4 separate regions of the Homo sapiens genome follow, and all the other regions are linked to region 4. Evidence: chromatin loops called from intact Hi-C (ENCODE). Cell type or tissue: CD4-positive, alpha-beta T cell. All regions are shown on one strand.

What was found. Hi-C counts contacts between places; a loop is a spot of excess contacts. Peaks named below come from ENCODE experiments on the same cell type or tissue, not always from the same donor. Only the 100,000 strongest peaks of a DNase experiment are listed, where the experiment ranks them.
Region 1: a loop joins it to region 4, with 13 times the contacts of the local background. A loop is called at or near these places in 50 of 110 quality-filtered maps.
Region 2: a loop joins it to region 4, with 12 times the contacts of the local background. A loop is called at or near these places in 52 of 110 quality-filtered maps.
Region 3: it touches region 4 in a loop (14-fold over the local background); 3 of 110 quality-filtered maps call a loop at or near these places.

The regions. Positions count from the first base shown.
Region 1 is chr12:59,162,890-59,167,889 of GRCh38, forward strand. No RefSeq gene overlaps it. Among named protein-coding and RNA genes, the nearest start is that of LRIG3-DT, 240 kb to the left of the region's middle. In CD4-positive, alpha-beta T cell, a CTCF peak has its summit at 2,470 (motif pointing left); no DNase peak of the experiment used is centred here.
Region 2 is chr12:59,148,043-59,153,042 of GRCh38, forward strand. No RefSeq gene overlaps it. Among named protein-coding and RNA genes, the nearest start is that of LRIG3-DT, 230 kb to the left of the region's middle. In CD4-positive, alpha-beta T cell, CTCF peaks have their summits at 2,180 (motif pointing left) and 2,380; a DNase peak (open chromatin) is centred at 2,169.
Region 3 is chr12:59,806,573-59,811,572 of GRCh38, forward strand. No RefSeq gene overlaps it. Among named protein-coding and RNA genes, the nearest start is that of SLC16A7, 210 kb to the left of the region's middle. In CD4-positive, alpha-beta T cell, CTCF peaks have their summits at 1,944 (motif pointing left) and 2,148; a DNase peak (open chromatin) is centred at 1,959.
Region 4 is chr12:57,981,194-57,986,193 of GRCh38, forward strand. It overlaps the pseudogene ST13P8. Among named protein-coding and RNA genes, the nearest start is that of ATP23, 42 kb to the left of the region's middle. In CD4-positive, alpha-beta T cell, no CTCF peak of the experiment used is centred here; a DNase peak (open chromatin) is centred at 2,138.

The DNA of each region.
Region 1 (5,000 bases), 1.2 Mb after region 4:
TTTGCCATTGCTTAAGACATTTATGTTAACAAATCTAAAACTTAACTGTTTCAACTCTGTGTAGCCCACAACCAAAAAAAGATGAATACAATTGGAACTAATTGTATAACTATCTCAGAAACTTTGGTACGTGAAGACTGGAATCCAGAAGAGAGATTTACACTAATCATCTCCATACAAATGGCAATCAAAGCCATTGATCTGAATAATATTAATAATATTAATAGTAGATGTTCCATGAATGTGTTACAGCTAAATCTTATAATATTTCCCAGATACTCAATATGTGTGTCGTAATATGCTTAAGCTATTCCCTTCAAATGTTATTGACTTCTTTATAGCAAAATTGATGTCAAGAGGTTAGTAATTTGGAGACAGATCAAGATGAAGAAACAAATAGCAGAAAGGTTGTTTTTCAGAACTAACACAGGGTCCAAATGAAGGAGTCAAGACTAGAAGTATGTAACAAAGGAGAGAATATTAAATAATGAGTCGTTTATGTATTAAAACAAACTGAACTAGAAGTTTTACTACAAGGATGAATTCCTTTCTGTACACTGGAAGCTAGAGTGATACTCATAGGAGACCATAGTTTTCTGTTTACAGAGGCTGAACAGGCATGAACTTAACTATGTGAAGATCGAACAGAGATGGCAATAATGAAAGATTTTTAATGTAATAATGATTAATACTAAAATCTAGAAAGGTAGTTTTTGAGGTTAAACTGGACAAGGTAATCATATTTAACAGAGAAAACTTGGTGAGAAATGAAATATAGTCTGAAGAGTAAGTGGTTCTTGGGTTTATAGTAATAATTTATTAATTTTATTTGAACATTTGGGAAGTAGCTTTAAAAATTCCTTTTTGTATTTCCAGAAATGTATATCTGAACTCCTGACTTACCACAGAATTTGGGCCCCTCTGACATTGTAGCATGCCCTGTGGTACTTGGCTATTGGGATATTTAATCCTTGACTACCTTATCTGCTCTCTTTTCTTCTCCCGGCAACCATGTGGAACCAGTTTGTGAGCAAAGAGTGGCTTAAGATGTAGTAAAATTGACATGAAACATGTATTTACTTGCTTCATGAAGTTTTTTTTTTTTAATCAGTTAAAGGGGTGTCTATAGAAAAAGTTAAGAGCTTAGGGCATTACTGTTATCAGAAAAAATTTGGAGTTAACATTAACAGAAATATTCAGTATTAGGAATGTTAGCTGTTGAAGTACGGAAATGAGTTCCTACATATTATGGGAAAAAATTTAGAAACTTTACATGGCATAAACCCAAAGGAAAGTAAAATTTGATTTAATATTCATTAATTTGCTCAATCATTAAATAAATGTTGCATGAATGCCTACCATATAGAAGTCTTATGCTGGACCTTGTGGGTAGAATAACAATGAGTAAAACATATCTCTCACCAGAGGGACCTCAGTGTTATGGTCTAGTGAACAATAATAATAAAAAAAACTAAGTACATGAAGAAAGGGATTTGTGTGATCAATGTGTTGGGAATTGAAGGCTGGTAGGCCATCTAACCACAATGGTTGAATTATTGATTTTTATCTTATCTTACTCCAGAAAGAATGTTTTAGAAATGAGATAGACAAAATGAAACAAACATGAAATCTGGGGTGTTAGGAACAAAAAACCAACCCTTATAAAGGTGGAAATACTTATGCACCTCCCCTTCTGAAAGATAAACTACAACCCAACCAAGTTTGAAGTAGGAACAGTAAGAAAGAAAAAATGAGTAGAATGTTGATTTCTTTCAGACAGAAAAAAGTAACCAATTGTATATATTTCAAATATTGTTAAAGTTACTCAGTAAGGCTTTGAAAAATTAAATATCATCTCTCAGTGTGAGATGATATCCATAAATGTGCTTTAAACTCTTCAAAAGGCAGTATGTGGCACTCACTGTTTGCTATTTTTTATCTCTTTATACATTTTTATTTTGCTGTATTGTCATGTCTCCATGACATTAAAAATGGATAATGAAAAGAGATGAAAAGCTTAAATCACTGTTATTTTCTTACAGCTTCAGGAGAGATTTGATGAAAAAAATTATATTTTGGCATCATCTTGACTCTTGAACTTACTCCCAGATCAGCTACAAATTTGTCCTATGGCCTGAGGCACTGAAAACACGACAGAGCTCTGCAATAATTTCCAGTCAGACCAGACAACCTAGTTATTCCCTTTTCCCAGGTGTCCCGGTGACCTATATTATTGTCAACAACAAGGCATTACTTCAGCTTCAAGTCTTGCAAAATCTACTGGATTGGAAGACCAGATATTCATTTCACCATTTAGCTGAAAATGCACAGTACATTTTAGAATGATGGGGTTTGTTTAGCTCATCTATCCGTCCATCCTTACTTTTATTCTATTGGGTTCTTAATTCAAAAGAAAGACTGCCACCTACTGGATGTGTGATACGAAGAAGATATTAGCATTAAAATATACTCTCTCATTAAAGGTTGATTCAAAATAATTGCAGAAGAAAATATTCAAAAGAATGTCCAATTTTTACAGATAAGTATTGAACATATTTCCTTAAATGATTTTATTATCAGCAAATACTGAATAAAAATTATTTAACAATGTCCATCTAATTATTTAGAAATAAAATTCCTTCTTCCTGTTCTTATTTTAATACATTAAAAATTAATTTACCTTTTTTCCAGTAATAGGGAATAATTAAGTATTCTCTTATGTTGTCTGTATAAAAATAGAATAATGATCTTGACAATTTAATACTATTTTGTGATACAAAAACTCAGGTTATAGAAATACTAACAACTTTTATAACCTAGATTCTAGTAATTAAAAGCAGTCAAATTTGAAAAGGAGAAAGGTGCTCTCGTGGTTCAAATAGAACCAATGATTTTTATCAACCTAAAGTTAGCATTTAAAGTCTAAATGGTTGGTTCTCTAACTTGCTATATTATATTTCTTATGTCTCTATTATTATTTATTCTGTAGAGTACTAGTTAGCCTTAAGAAATAATTAGCCCCTTTGCCTTCAGATGCCCTAATATTTACGTCTATGGGGGTCTACACCCAAAGAACCCCATTTTATCTGTTTGACTAGCCACATTTCAAGTGCTCAGTAGCCACATATGTTAATGGATACTGTATTGGACAGCTGGATTTATAGAACATTTCCATCATTGCAGAAAATTCAGAGGGACAGTGCTGATAGACATAAATACTGCAATATTCACTCCATTTCCCTTGTATTACTCTTAAAAATGTGCCATAATGTTATCTTTAAGAGTCAGTACTCTAGATTCCGTCTGGATTTTTATCTCAGTGTGGCCACTTACTGGATGATTTTCAGTACAATCAAGAAAATAACTGGGGAGGAAAGCATGAGAGTAGTTGTAGTATTGAGGGGTAAATCAACAATTAGTAAGCAAATATATATAGAACACCTACTAATCATTGGCATGACTGGAGCAGAGTCCCTATTCTAAACAGTTTATGCTCTAGCCAGGAAAAAGAGAAAATAAGCATGTAACCAAGTAAAAAGAACAGTTTTAGGTGCTGTGCAATGATACAGATAAAATGATAATATTATAGAGACAAGAGGGCTGCTTTGTAGGTAGATTTATTAGCAAATGCTCTCTGAGTTATCAGTTGATTGATAAGAAAATGATAGAGGGTAAAAATCTTGGGGAGGAGTGTGTGAAGCAAATAAAGCAATAAGTATAAAAGCCCAACAGAGAAAAAACTTGACATGTTTAAGGTACAAAGTCCAAAGTGGCTAGAGATTAGTGAAAGGGATAAGAATAAGAGAGAGATAAAATCAGGGAAGTCAGCCTAGTAGTTTGTATTTTCTTTTGGTTGCAGTGAAAAGCTCTTGAAGAATTTTAAACAAAATAGTACTATGATCTAAAATATACTTTTAACAGTCACGAATAAAATGAATCATGATTCATGCATCTATTAATCAGGACAAACTGAATAGAAGTGACCCTTCATCTGCATTTTGAAAGCATTGCTGCTGCTTCATCATCATCCTTTATTTTGCACATTTCCAGGGTATGAGAAAGGAAGTTCTCCCTTATCGTTTTCAGTAATAAACTTTTTTTCCCAGGCCACTTAATGAACTTTCTGGGCAGGGATCTTGGTGTGAGGAGAGATTAGCGTGGAGGCTGGGGTGGTGAATTAAGGGTGGATAAGCAGACTGCATTTACAACTAAAGTGGATGTTAGATTTACTGGGAAGAAGTCATGAAAGTCAATTTGGATAAGTTGGAAATAGAAGAAAAAAAATACTGCATGTAAATTTTCTGCAAATAAATGAAATGCACTCAATTGATTTCTGATTCTATTGTACAAGTAATGTAAAAACTAAGGGTTTGATATTCTGTTTTAATAATATCAATTACGTATACCTGCATATGACTTTTGAAGCCCCAATAATGCAGCTGTAATGGGGACAATGCAAGCTCAAATCACTGGAGGATAATATTTTAACCCTGTTTGCATTGTTTAGTGAGACAATGAATTCAGTTGATTTCATTGTGACGTATCTTGTAAATCATTGAATTATTATCTTTAACAGGGTCAATGTATGGCTCCCATCTCCATTTTACAGCATCACTGCCCTAGATAACACCTGGGGAATATGGACTAATAATCTCCACATTATTGGCTCATAAGTAGAGTGACCCTGTTATATATGAGGCATTTAAAAGGAAGATGCACTTATGTGCAAGGAAAAAAAGAAAAATAAATTCTTAGCTTTTAGGTAGAAAACAGAATTACATTTTTTCTCTTTCCTCCTTTGTTCAGTGAGAACATGAATATGACAGCAAATGAAAATTTGTGTTTATGGACACACTTATTCAATTTTGCTAATTTCCCTAATCTTAAGTGATTTTATGAGTTTTAATTTTAGTGCAACAGTGAAAAAAATTATAATTGCTGTTCTTCTCTATGCTTTACTTAGAATCTCCCAGTGTATATTTCTTAGAGGATGGGACTGA
Region 2 (5,000 bases), 1.2 Mb after region 4:
ACATGTCATGGGAGGAACCCAGTGGGAGGTAATTTAATCACAGGGGTGGTGACCCTCATGCTGTTTTTGTGATAGTGAGTGAGTTCTCATGAGATCTGATGGTTAAGTGCTTTTCCCCCTTTGCTCACCACTTCTCCTTGGTTGCCATTTGAAGAAGGACGTGTTTGCTTCTCCTTCCACCATGATTGTAAGTTTTCTGAGGCTTCTAGAGCCATGCGGAACTGTGAGTCAATTAAACCTCTTTCCTTTATAAATTACCCAGTCTCAGATATGTCTTTATTGGCAGCATGAGAACGGACTAATACAAGATATAACAACAACAACAATAATAGTAATGTCAAGGTGTTTATGCATATAATCAGTTGCAGCCACATCACATCAAAAGTAATAATGACAACTATTCAGTTAAAAAAAAAAGAAAGAAAGTTCTGAGGAGAAATGAAAAAGTGCCAGTGTTTCAATGGAACTCTTGGAAACTTTGTCTTCTAATTGATTTATTTTTTAATTTGTTGGGGAGGAAAAAAAATACATTTTCCTTCTAACCCATCATAGGTTCATTGGCTGGGGCCCCTATAACAAAAGACAGATTAACAAGAGAAAAGCATACACATTTATTTAATATTATTTTTTACATGACACAGGAGCCTTCATAAAGAAGTGAAGACTGAAAAAAACAATTAAACCTGAGTGTTTTTAAATAGATTTGAGGAAGTGTTTTAAATAGGTTTGAGGAAGAATAGAGAATCATGGAAAAGCATAAGGCAAAAAAAAAGAGCAGGAAGAAAGAAAGAAAAAAGGAAGGAAAGAAGGAAGGAAGGAAAGAAGGAAGAAAGAGTATGAGTTAAGGGTAATAAACCAGGGGAACTTGGGCCTTTTTGTTCAGATTCCTCTTGGTGTCCCTGTGATCTGTGTCTTTGGAGGTAAGGATGCTCCTTTCCTCTAGGTATTGAGAAGCCACCTCTCACATGAAGCCCTATGACCTTCTCTAGGGGAGAAGTGAAGGAGAAGTCAGAGATATCTTCCTGCATATCTATTTCACAAATTCCTTCAACTTAAAATATTCCATATGTCAAGGTGCCACATTTTAGGATAGCACATCTTGAACTCTGTCAAGTTCTATTTGTTTTTTTTAATGTGATGGAGTTTTTGGTGTGTGTATGTGTTTAGTGCTGGGTGAGAAAAATATCTTATATCCTAAAATACTAGTTGTAATTATGCACAAATAGTCATCAACTCAGAATTTTATAGAGAAAATATAAATCTTAACCATCATTTAGCCCAATAGTTATAATAATGACAGACCATCAGAATTATCTAGAATTGCATGTGTGTATAATATGATCTTAAATTGTATCATATGTATATGTATGTATAGATGTTGCTGAGTTTCATTCCTGGAGAGTCAGTGCTAATTCACAAGGTATGGAGAATGACAATGCAAGGTTTCCTCTATGAGCAGCCAGGTTGGGAAACCATTTACGTTACAAGTTCTGTAACTTTGCATGAGGCAACTGAAGCCTGTGTAGATTGACCAACCTACCACTTATCATACAGCCATCAGATACTATAGTCAGTAATAAACCCAGGCTTTCTGACTCTTGACTTTTCCCCATAACCGAGGTTTCTTCTTCAAGATGTTTATGAGACATTGCTAATCCCTTGACTATGACTTTGAATGTCTAACACTTCACTGATACTCAGCTCTTGTTTTTTGTCTAATAAATAATTATTTATGCTGTTGATTCACTACTTATCCTTTAAAAGTAACATGATATTGCATTTGCCCATAAAAATAAAATTGTTAACACTTGCTCCCTTTCATTGGAAATGATTTTCACATTTTATTGTTTCTATTTGTTAACACTTATCTTCTAACTTATGGTTTTTCACTTCAAAGTTAAATTATTTAAATCTAGAAAAAATTGTTTATTAAATTCACTTGTTTAACAATTTCAGAAAAGTCAGCCAATGAATTGTTTATTGAGAGGGTTGTTCCCTCCCTCCCTTCCTTGCTTTCTTCCTTCCTTTCTTCCTTCCTTCCTTCCTTTCTTCCCTCCCTCTTATAATCCCCAGAGGAAATGGCAGATGCGAATGGCTGAAATGTAATGTAATTGACTTGTCTCCCTAGTTTGTGTATTACTGCCCTCTGTTGGATACAATTAGGTCTACTCTAATATGTTAGACTGTCTTGCCCCCTAGTGGTTTGTGCAGAAGACAGTAATGAGGACATTGGAAAACACTGTGTGAAGGATCAGCTAATTATTTATTTACTTTTAGATAAGTACAATTTGACAAAAACCTGATTTTATAATAACTGATTTAACATGTAACAACTCACCTTGCTTGTGTCTCAAATTTCATTTATGAACAAATCAATAGACTAATTACTAAGTTAGAGAAATATGTTGCTATATAAGAAATATAAAATTTATGGTAACTTTTAATGCACAACTCAATTTATCACTTCATTAATTGGAGACTTCTAATGGGCCATTTTCTGAAAATTGAATTTATTTCTTCTTCTTCTTCTTTCAGAGACAGGTCTCTCTGTTGCCTGGGTTGGAGTGCAGTGGCCTCAAGTTCCTAGCCACAAGCGAACCTCCTGTATCAGCTTCCTTTGTAGCTGGGACTACAGGTGTGCATCATCACACCAGGCTAATTTTTAAATTTGTTTTTGGAAAGACAGGTCCTGTTTAATTTCCCAGCTGGTCTCGAACTACTGGCTTCAAGAGATCCTTTTACCTCAGCCTCCCAAAAGTCTGGGATTACAGGTGTGAGCCACTGAGTCCAGCCTGAAAATGGAATTTCCTGAACTGGAATGAGTTTTATTCACTATGCCTGAGATTCTGCAAACTGAAGCAGAGACATGCAGCAGAGAATTTTTTTTTTTTGAGGCAGGGTCTCACTGTGTCACCCAGAGTGGAGTGCAGTGGCATGATCTTGGCTTACCACAACCTCCACCTCCCAGGCTCAAGCAATTCTCCTGCCTCAGCTTCCCGGGTAGCTGGGATTACAGGCATGCACCACTACCACCCGGCTAATTTTTTTTGTATTTTTAGTAGAGACATGGTTTCACCATGTTGGCCAGGCTGGTCTTGAACTTCTGACTTCAAATGACCCACTTGTCTTGGCCTTCCAAAGTGCTGGGATTACAGGTGTGAGCCACTGCACCTGGCATGAATTTAAATTAGAAAAATAGAGACACTTTAAGCAAAATTTTTTGACAAAATATGAAAAATAAATTGGCTATAGTAAATTTACTACTATTTCAAAATAAAACATAATCAGCATAATCACCCATTCAATTAATTCATTAGAAATTAACAAACCTAACTTGTGCAACTCTCAGATGAATAAGAAGTAAAAAAGCTCTTGGTTTCTTGTAGCTTACATTCCTTAGATTTGTAGATCCTGTTGGGTTGAGTCATTTCTAAGAATAGATTAATTTTTCCCCCTTTCTCCTATCACTCCAAACTTACTCCTCTCATGGCTCTTATGAATTCAGTTTTTTTTCTTGTTTATCATCCCAGTAATCCATATCTGTATGTCCTAGGTTATAGTACCTGAACCAAGGTGAGCTTTTAATGAATCTTTGTTTTCAGTACCCCCTGTCTCCTTATAACCCTTAACTCTTCTCTTGCCCCCTCTGGTATTCAAGAAACCCTGAGACTTTACCATGAAAACCTCCTCCACTGAAAGGTCAATCAGCCCTCTATTGCCTTAAAATGAAGTCTTTGCCCAGAAAGTAACAATGCATTTGCCCAGAAGTACAAACATATTAAGCTTTATCTTGAGCTTAAAATCAAATATATATTTAATTCATCTTCCTCTTCCAGGCTCCCCCCTCCCCCGCCACACACATGTATACATAGACAAAGGATAGACTCTGGAGGACAAAGGGCAGGAATTTATAGCACAGTAGGTCTTCTCACTCCATAAACCGTATGCCTTAAAACAGCAAATCTACCTCATCTTTTTTTTTTTTGCTTCCTTTATTCATCCTTTTTGTTCTTCTTAAACTAAAGAACTTGCCCTTCTCTCTCAGTGACAGCAGGGATGACACTTAGTCAGGTATGGCTGTATTGGTTGTGAAGAGCTGGTATCTGTCCGAATTGATTGCTACATCTGTCCTGATGAGCTGGTGCTTATTACAGATTCCGAAGATTACCATAGGACAGCAGGCAGTTTGCATTTGTCCACACCAGAGTTTTGCGTGTGCTATTCCCTTTTTCTAGAATCACTTACTTCTGTCTCTTCTAATCCTGAATTCTCAGTCATATTCTAGTAGTCTACTTATATGTTATTTGGTGACCCTGAAAAATTCCAGGATAGAGTTGATGACAACCTCATTTGAGTCCATTCTGTACTTTGTGAAAACCCTATTAAGGTACCTTATCATTGTTCAGCATATTCCAGAACACTGGGAAACTTCAGCTATGAACACTGTTTCTTTTTTTTTTAACTTAAAACTAACATTAAGTTATTAAACTTGCCTTGTATTTTAAAATTTGTTCATTTTCACCCTTTTGGGGGATCATTTCTTAGATGTTATGGATTCTGACTAGGTCTTTTTGAATTTTGTTCTATCTTTCTATAAATCTGAGATTTTTTTAACTTTTATCTTCCAATTAATTAGTCCTCCAATCATTTTCTTTTAATTTCTAAAAGCACTCTTTTTCTTAGATTTTTTTTTCATAGCCTTTCATTCCTATTTGGTGGATACTGTATCTTCTTTAATCTTTGAGAAAACATATTTGACTTTGAACAAATTTTCATCATTATGTTACACAAATTATCGGTTTCTATTGTATGTTTTTCATGTTGCAGATATCCTGCAGTTTATGTTGAATGTTTGTTTTATACTGACACTTAGAAGGAATAAATAGGAAGCTCTGTGTGTGGTCAAGTTCAGCAGGCTTCACTTTAAGGTTAGTGGGCGGGGGTAGCCATTAAACCAAAAAGCCTCTTAATGCTGGAATAAGGAAAACTGTGCTCTACAG
Region 3 (5,000 bases), 1.8 Mb after region 4:
TGAAAAACAAAAAACAAAAAGAAAAATAGAGAGAAGGTCAGATAAATATTAGGTGCCTGTCATGGTGTGGAACTTGACATAATAAGCTACAAATATTAGCTTAATATACACAAATGAATTTCACCTAATAGATAAAATTAGGTAAAAAAACATTATGTAATATAGCTTTCATCCACAAGGCTATTAAGTCAAAATAGAAAATATTTTTCTCATATATTTTCTCCTAGACAGAAAGGGAGAAAGAAAGTGTGTTTGTATGTTTGTGCAGGTGTTTTTAGGGACAGGGCCTGCTGGGCATGGGGGAGTTGCATCTTGTGTTCAGAGGTTTTCTGCACACCAATTTGGCCAAATTCACAAGTGGTAGTAGTAGGGTGGTATATATGACAAATGAATAAAAATATTAAAAGCACATAAACAGCTACATAAACCGTAAAACATATTACTTTATGCATTTGACAAATATATTTGAGTACTTATAATTGTAGAGATGTTCTAAATGCTAAGTTTACAGCAGTAAACAAAATAGTAAAACGTTTAGAACACATAATTTTCTAGTGGAGAAAACAATAAACAAAAAAATAAATCATTAAATATGTTAGATAATAAGTGCTAAGAAAGTAACAGTGCAGGGAAGGGGGATAAAGAGGTTACAATTTTAGATAGAATGGAAAATGCAAATTAGGTGATATTTGCATATAAAGATAAAGGAGGTGAAGAAACAAGCCATGAAGATTTCTGAAGAAGGAACATCCTGAGCAAAGAAAACACTAAGTGCAAAAGCTCTAAGTTAGGAGTATATCTGGCATGTTCAAGAAAGGGCAAAGTGTTCAGCAGTGTTCAGAGATAGAAAGGGAGAAAGCAGCAGATGAGATCTTAGAGGGAAATAGGGACCAATTTTAGAAACTTACTGATCAGATAAAGGACTTTGACTTGTACACTAAGAGAAAGTAGCATTGGTTACAATTATTTTTCATAAAGCTAGAAAACAAAAACAATACAAATGTCACAAATCAATCAACAGGGCTCTACCATCTCCATGTACATTGCCACACCCCACCTGTAGTCCCTGTTCTAATTCACATAGGTCTACAGTCTATTTTTTTATATCTAATCCCCTAGTTCTTTATATCCCATAAATATGCCATATCTAATCTTTCACTCAAATTTTCCTCATGACTATTTAACCTTCATGTTCTACCTAGATTCTTATCAAATTACCACCACTGTTCCAAATATTCAATGAATTTTTTGTTTTGTAAAGTAAAAAGATCAATATCAAGAGCATGGTATGAAAATTCCTCATTAGGTATCACTACTTAGCTTTCCAGACCTATTTCTTAATAAATCCTTTTATAATTTCTAAAATATAGACATATGTGTCTCCTTATTTTCATAAGTCTGCCCTTTTTTTGCCTCATGCTGTTTCATAAGCCTATAATGCTCTTTCCCATTTCTTGACCTGATGAACTCCTACTTACTAAGATTTGGTCCATGATTTTGAGTTATTGTTTTTTGCAATAAGATTTAAGATGGAAGCTTGACACTTAATTCTTCTAATAAATCTAATTGCACACATTCTAAATTTTGAATAAAATCATCATAGGCTCAGAAAGATAATCTACATTTGTATTTGAAATAGGGAAAATTACGTAAACACATCAGAAAACAAAATTTCTTCTTTATAAAGTGTAGAATGGCTATGTGCAAAATGCCTAGGGACTATTTGCTGTTTGCTCCTCATGAAATGTCCCCTGCTCCTCCTGCAAATTCCTATCTTATCATCCATTAACATAGAAATCAAGCTCAAGTATTTTCATCCTCTGTTAGCAAATAATCTTCCTCTTCTTGCTAATAATCTCCCTAGATTTTGTCCTTTGTCTAATCACTAAATTCTAAATTTACTATGCTACTCTGACCAAAGAGTTGCTTGTATTCGGCCCTCTAGTGGATGAGACGTGTAATTTTTATGGTAAGGTGCAGAGACCCAGTGGGGAAGTGCGTAATCAGAGCACTTAATTATAAGACACAGGGAGCAGCTCTTGCTTAATGTATCTTTATTTCCTTCAAAAATATACTATAACTTTCTTAACAGCAAGCATCATGCTTTCATCCTTAAAAAAATTATCAATAAAGTGCTGAGCATGCACTAGATGACTGTGCATCCATACTGATTATCTTTGAGAATTTACTGAAGTCTCAACTTAGGTTACAGTGTGGAATATTGACAGTAAAATTATATAGGATTATGCTTCATTTAACTAGTAATATGAATTAGATAAACATCTATAAAACATTAAAAAATCAACTCCAGGTGTAGTTTATAAGTACACACTCTTCCATTTCTGACAAAAAATGCACCCAAGTTAGATAAGTAAAAGAAATTTCTTCCTCAGAAGTGACTTGACGTGCCACTTGATTCAAGGATCTCAACTTAAGTCTTTAGGACTGAGTCTATTTCCATTGCTCAGTATCAATTTCCTCTATACAGGTTACATTCTAAGACTTCTTATAGTTTCAAAATGTTTGTCAATTGTTCCAGGCTTACATATATGATCATAGCTTCAAGTCTAGCAAAACAGAGAGCATTTTGTCCTAGTGGCTCCTCACAAGCCCCAGAATTCTGCTTCAATATAGTTGGCCAAATACTCATCATTCAACCAATCCCTGTGTCTAAGGAAGTTCCGGGCTTTCCTTGGCCAGGTTAAATCTCAAATGCAGAGATTTAGCCTGTGACAAAGACCCTCCTGAACCTTGTGATCTGAGTGTGGATGGAGGATATTTTCCTGAAGGAAATTTGAGATTTTATGCCAGAGAGGAAGAGCTGCTAGGTTGAGAGGCAAAATGGCTGCTATATATTGAAAAAAAAAATGACATTAAGTTACTACGTTTCTATTGATTATATTTCTTCATTTCCAATTTGCTTTAATTGAGATAACTTATGTCTCATAGATTCAAATTAAAAATATAATTGTCATTATCATCATATCAAGCTTCTTGACTTCTATGTGAAAGGCACTATATTAAAATTATGTTTGCTCATTACCCTAAGTTGAGATGAATATAATCATTTCCTATTTTAAAGAATAAATATAAAGAACAACTAAATAAATATAAAGCATAATTATATTCACTATCACCAAGTTAAACTTTTGTTATTATATTTTACTTTTCAAGTTAATTATAAGAAAATCTATTTAAAGCAGTTTTTCCCATTTTCCACTTCACAGAATTTTCCTTATAAATTTTGTTTACATAACTTTTATGTTAAAATTAAAAAGCCAATCTTAAGCTTGGTGTTGTTAATTTGATATAATATTAGCTTGAAGTTCTAGCAAATGAAAATTAAATTGAAAACTTGATTATATGATACTAATCATTTGAATACTATTTTAAGAAAAATATATGTCAAGTTGTATATTTATATTAGGAAAACAGTGTAATCACACATATTTCTCCAAAGTTCTATTATCTCACAGGTTTTTTATATAACATATTAGCTAAAGAATACTTTTTAAAAAACTAATATGAGAAAAAAGAAGTCCAAATATATCACTAATAAAAGCATAATAGATGCAGTCATCCTCACACTGACACACACACAGTCATGCACCACATGATGACATTTTGGTTAACAACGGATTGCATATATGATGGTGGTCCTATAAGATTATAATGGAACTGGTCTATATAGGAATACCACTTTTTAAAATCTTTCATGCCATATTTTTACTGTACCTTTTCTATGTTTAGATATGTTTAGATACACAAAAGCCATTGTGCTATAATTGCCTACAGTGTTCAATACAGTAACATTCTGTACAATTTTGTAGCCTAGGAGCAATAGGCTATCCGTATAGCCTAGATGTGTAGTAGGTTATACTATCAAGGTATGTGTAAGTACACTCTATGATGTTCATACAGTGACGAAGTTGCCTAATGACACATTTCTCAGAACATATTTCCATTGCTAAGTGACACATAACTGTATTATAATAAGCTGGGATTCTTAGCAATTGTATTGACCATTACAATTGTAAATGGTTGGGACTCAGTTCAATCCATCTTAAGCAAATACACAAACACATACACACACACACACACACACACACACACACGTATATATACAAGATATTAGCGTACTTCACAGAATTGAAGGAAGAATTTTAAGCCTCAGGGCATCTCTGGAATATTGAAACTTGGCACTCTCAGGATAGTCTGCTGTCTGTTATCTCTGCTTTTCTCTGTATGCAGGCTTATTCTTTCTGTCTGTGTGACAGGTAAATATATTCTGGGCCTATATTCCTGCAACTCTATATCCATAGAAGAAAGAGATATTCACCATCCTCTAAACATGCACGTGTACATAATAACTCCAACTCTAACACATACACATGTTCTAGTTAAAAAGCCAGGGAAGTGATTATTATTGTCCCTTCTTGTATTATTATGCCTACCCCTGGACCAATGCCTTGAAGCCAGTTTATAGATTTTGAATCTCTCAACTTGGGTCACATGTCACCCCTGGGGTCAGGGGCCAGGTTAGGTTATCAGAAATGAGGAGGAGATCTACTGGGTGAAGATGTTAAGTACCACAATAACCAAAGAAAAAGTTTGGTTAGAATAATTTGAACAATTACTCTAATTCTTTATTTATTTTTGCTTCCCTCTGGGTCAGAGATATAAAAACATTAGGTAAGTACATGCAAGCTCTGGAGTTAACAAGGGCAATATATGAGGGGAATGAGCATGGAGAGAGGTATATTGGAATCCTCAGAAGCCAATTAATTGGAAAAAGTTTTCAAAATTGTCAATCTATTCAAATATTTAGTTGCAATTCCAAATGACATTAAATGAGATTTTAATATTTTTATGCTTAGCAAAAGTGACCATGGGTTTATAAAGATTTAGAAAATTAGTGTAACACAACTTACTTTGTTCTATTGACAAAACCCAAACCCTGAAATTGATCCCAAAGTAATGCTTAGAAACGAAATGCTAAA
Region 4 (5,000 bases):
ATTTTCCATTCAAGTGAGATAAATGGGTCACCTTGGGATTTGCAGCTGGAGTTTTCCTTTATGATAATATATTGGGAACCAAGTCATTTGTCCTAATGACACTCTCAGCAAAGGTTCACCAAACCTGTCTTGATTAATTTTTCAAAAGCACTTGAAGAGATTTACCAATTACACTTTCAGGGGTTGATTTGATCAGCTCCACATGGTTGCACAATCTGCATCTTGCTACTTAAACTCCAACAGACCAAAATGGTTAAAAGAGGTCTGATGGAAATAAACTATGAACTCAATTCTAATGTGGTCTAAACTTGTATGCTTTAAATTACTGCATATTTGGGATGCTGCATATAAAATGATCTAATGCAAATTCTCAAATTCTGAAAAAGTAGTGAGGGAGCAAATATTAATTCCATTTTGCCAGTGAGAGATACTGTGACAGAAAACGATAAAGGAACTGAAGATGGCACACTGAACACCACCACAGGACGATTAATCGTTTTCTTTCATCTCCGCTCCCATCCTTCGTTTCTGTGGCAGTTATCATTACATTCTGGCAGTAATGTGGTGGTAAGTAATCTGCATTTTCAATTCTCACAGACATTATACAGTTCCATTTTGAAACAAATTGCTTTTTCTTTTTTGGTCTCTTCTAAAATCTTTCTTCTCAAAGTATGGTCCTTGGCTTAGCAGCAATGGCATCAACTAGTTGCTAATTAGAAATGCCCAGATTCTGCTAGATCAATCTGTTTCATTCATGTGTATATTAAAATCAAGAAGCACTCTCTGGCCAGGCGCAGTAGCTCACACCTGTAATACTAGCGACTCTGGAGCCTGAGGCAGAAGGATCTCTTGAGGCCAGGAGTTTGAGACCAGCCTGGACAACATAGTGAGACCGTGTTTCTAAAATAAATAAATAAATAAATAAATAAATAAAATTAGCCAGGCATGGTGGTGCACCTAGTCCCAACTACTTGGGAAGTTGATGTGGGAGGATCGCTTGAGGCCAAGAGTTCGGGGCTGCAGTGAACTGTGATTGTGCCACTGTACTCCAGCCTGGGTGACAGAGTGAGAATCTGTCTCAAAAACAAACACACAAAATCCCAAAAAACTTCCACAAGTTCAGCTGTGCAAGCTTGAGAATCACTGCTTTAGCATAATGTTGCATCTGGGTGGCCTCACTTTCAAACTTACCATTCGTAAAACGGAATTTTTATATGCTTTTTATATAGTATGTTTGTTGCTCCATAAAGGAAGTTGAGGAATTCAGGATTGTTCTTACTTAATCCATCCATTAATTAAATAACTCTTCTTTTAAGAACAAATGCTTTTAATCTCATGACTAACAAACCTTGTTATGTCAATTTGTGCATTAAGCATTGTTATGTGAAAACCTACTCAGCGTTTCACAAAATGTGAGGAAAGAAATAGAAAATAAAGAAATGTGTTTGGTTTTAGTCATTATTACGGTAGGATAAACTCTGATTATCATAACAGAAAAGAATTTCAATTATGAAATTCAGAGCACACATGAGAATAGATAAGGTCACTAGGTAAGATACAGGAAATCCAGTTAAATTTGAATTTCAGATCAACTGTAAATATTTTTTTTTTACCTAAGAATTTAGCATTTTTTAGTATAAGTATTTAGTAGAAATAGGTTCCATGAAAGTACCTGGGACATAGTTTTATTTGCTAAATCTGGCAACCCTAAGAAATAAGCCAGGCAAAATGAGGGGTAAATTATTATATTTATAATCATTAAAAATTGGAACCTATATGATATGCTATCAGGCCAGCTACATAAGTTACCTTTTATAGAATATTTTACAATTAAGGAGCAATAATGTATGCTGTGTTCCGTGATTGCAGCTCAATATGAAATCTCTAAGTAATTTTGATCAAGAAATTTCTTTGCGTTGATGTCGAAACACAAGCAATAATAATTTAAAATAATCCCATGCATCCTGATTACCATTCTACTAATTTTATTAATTTATGTGTAAAATGTTGAACCAAAACAATACACTGCAATGTTCTTAAAAGAAGAGGAGAGAGAGAGGAAAAAAAAAGGAGAAAAAGAAAAGCCATACCGAAATTCTGAGCTGTTGGAAAACTCAGCCAGCAGCAGAGGGCACTAATGTATCACTGATGAATTGTGCATCACAAGAGGCTTAAACATTTTTTTTTTTTTGCCTCGCACTAATAAACTTTTATTTCACTCAAATTAGAGCAATAATCTTCCATACATAAGTATTTTCCCTGCCCAATAATTCAAATAAAAAAATCCAAAATGATTAATAAAGAAAAATATAAGAATTAACAGACCCTTTAAATTTGTTTTACATATTTTTAAGGTTTAAAAAGGGTTTAAAGTTTGTAATTCCTAGTAGGAAAACATTATCTGAATGAATACTCTAATGGCAAACCACCGTAAAATGCTTCAGCTGCATTCGGGGGAGAGGGGTAGGGATTATCTTCAAAGCACTCCAGCTCTCTTGATGAGAAGGTCAGAGGTACACCGGTTTGTATTACTGCATCATCCATAAGGTGATCTAGGTTGCTTTTCCTTCAGCAATGCCTTTATTTATCGGAAGGGCATTAGGCTTGACCTCCAAATTTGGCTGACAATTTACTGATAAGATTCATAACCTTTGGATTGCTCTGGTATTTTGACATATTTGCTGGGTTCTGAGCCACATCCTGGAAGGCCACCATGACTTCTGGATCCTGCAAGGCTGCAGGAACCTCTGGATCACTAAGAATTTCATTGGGTCCAGGCCTTCTGGCCATCCTAGGTATGCCCCCTCCATTCCAGGTATTCTTCTGGGAAAATTACCAGGCATTTCCCCAGGAAAGCCACCTGGAAAAAAGCCAGACTGAGCTCCTGACTATTGTCTGGCTTCTTCCTCCCTCTGGGCTCTCTCATGCTCTTCCGAGTCTTCTTAACTCTTTCTATTCTTTCTTTGGTCTCTCGCTCTTCACGTTTTCGCTCATACTTTCTCCGATGTTCTGTAATTTCCTGTGTCCTAGGTGGAATCAGGATTTTTTTCAATGACTCTGTCACAGTCTCGGATGGCAGAATTTGGCTTCTGTAATTTGATGAAGACACTGGCCCTCTTGGCATACAAAATAGCCAAGTGAGGATTCAGCTTGATGGAATCTGTGATAAGTCAATGGCTTTCTGCAGTTCACCATCATTTAGGGCTTCAACAGCAGCCACTTTCTTATCATTTGCCTGATCCATCATCTCCTCTGTTATCTCTGCATTTTCATCTCCCATTTCTTGAGGGGCATCAGTGTCTGGTTCAATCACACCTTCATTATTAATTTCTAGATAACTTTCCTTACTGGATGGTTCATCTGCCTTTAAGTCTTCCTCCACATTCTTACTACCAGATTTTTCTTCCTTGGTATTTTCTTCTGATTTAGCTTTCTGACTAGCAGGTGGCACTTTACTCCCCATGCTCTCCACCCACTCCCTCAGGAAGCACATTTCCTTGGTGTGCAGAACGCTGAGATCCTGCTTACACATTTTCACAAAGGCCCGAAGCGTGTTCACTTCGGGAGGCGGTGGGCAAAGCTAAGGGGCTGTGGCTGGTTCCAGGCCCAGGTGCTGGCTTGGCATGACCTCGTAGAAGCAGGCGGCTGCCGGGAGACAGAACACACTAGAACCTTCCTGGCCACTGGCTCCTCTTCACCCAACGGTCTCGTGACCCCAGGTCCTCTGCCTGCTCATTCCTATTCCCTCTGCGCTGCTCCTGCCCTCTCCCTAGAACCTTCTAGAAGCGTGGCTGTTCGTGCTGTTCCCTGCCTTTCTGCGCACACATGCTCATATTCTTAACTAGGGACCAGCTCCCTGGATGGGGCAACCCCTGACATGGGTGCCTTCAAGGAGGCGGGGGATAGCAGCCCTTTCAGGGAGCAATGTCCAAGAGCATATTCTGTGGCTGCGTGCACTTGAGGCTTAAACATTTTTGTAATGCTTTGTTCAACTTAGATTTTATTTAAATATTTATTTTAATCAACTTTGCCATGCAGTGTTGTTAAAAGATTAGAAACTAAAAGCAGTTCTAGTGTACTGTTCAGCACTTGCATGACCCTAAATAACATATATATATATATATATTTGCTTAAGATCCTTCGCTAAAAAAGTACTTAACCATTTTGGCAACTGGATGTACTATGTTTCTGGTTTATGCTTGAATGCCTGGGTCTTTACAAGTGTGTTGACTGTGTGTGAGGGACCATAGGTCTAATTAAGGAAGGCAGTGGTGGATGGAGGCTTGTGAAGTTAAGGAACTAAATCTAGTTGGGTGGGAGATGGCCATGGCTGGACTGACTTAACTCCTGAACCAGACAATGAAGTGTCATATGATACATTTCTGTCCCCAGGCATACAAACCTATACAGAGGTGTGTATAAGTGCAGTAAAATTCAGGACTATTTCATTTTCCCCACAGTAATGCCTTTATGGACAGAGAAGGAGAGTTCATTTTGGCCCTCTTTGTGCTAGCCTTGGCATTGCATATATTTGATTTCATTCCAGTTTCATGACAACCCTGTGAGGTAGGTGTTATTATCATCTGTTTACAGATGAAAAAATCCCCAAGGCTGAAAGAAAGGATATATTTCAATGAACACTATCCTTGTGTATAGTGGGCACTCAACATTCATCTAATGTAGCATTTCTTAAACTTTGGTCTGTAAGACACTGGTACCATTCAAGGTTTCATAAGTTTTCCTTATCAAACAATTATGGGAAATGTTGCAAATTTTAACTGTCTCTTAGAGTTTCACAATGCACAAAAATGTTTTAAAATTTCTTAAGAAATTATGTGGTAATGCAACTTATTTAACTTTATGCTTAGGTTTCTCAATCTTATTTAGCTAAATAATTTTTCTTTTCCTCCCATTTTTAGTAGAACTACCATCCATGTGGCAAGGCATACACCTTTTGTGAAACATGTTTTGAAAAACATGGGTCTAATTATGTATGGAGT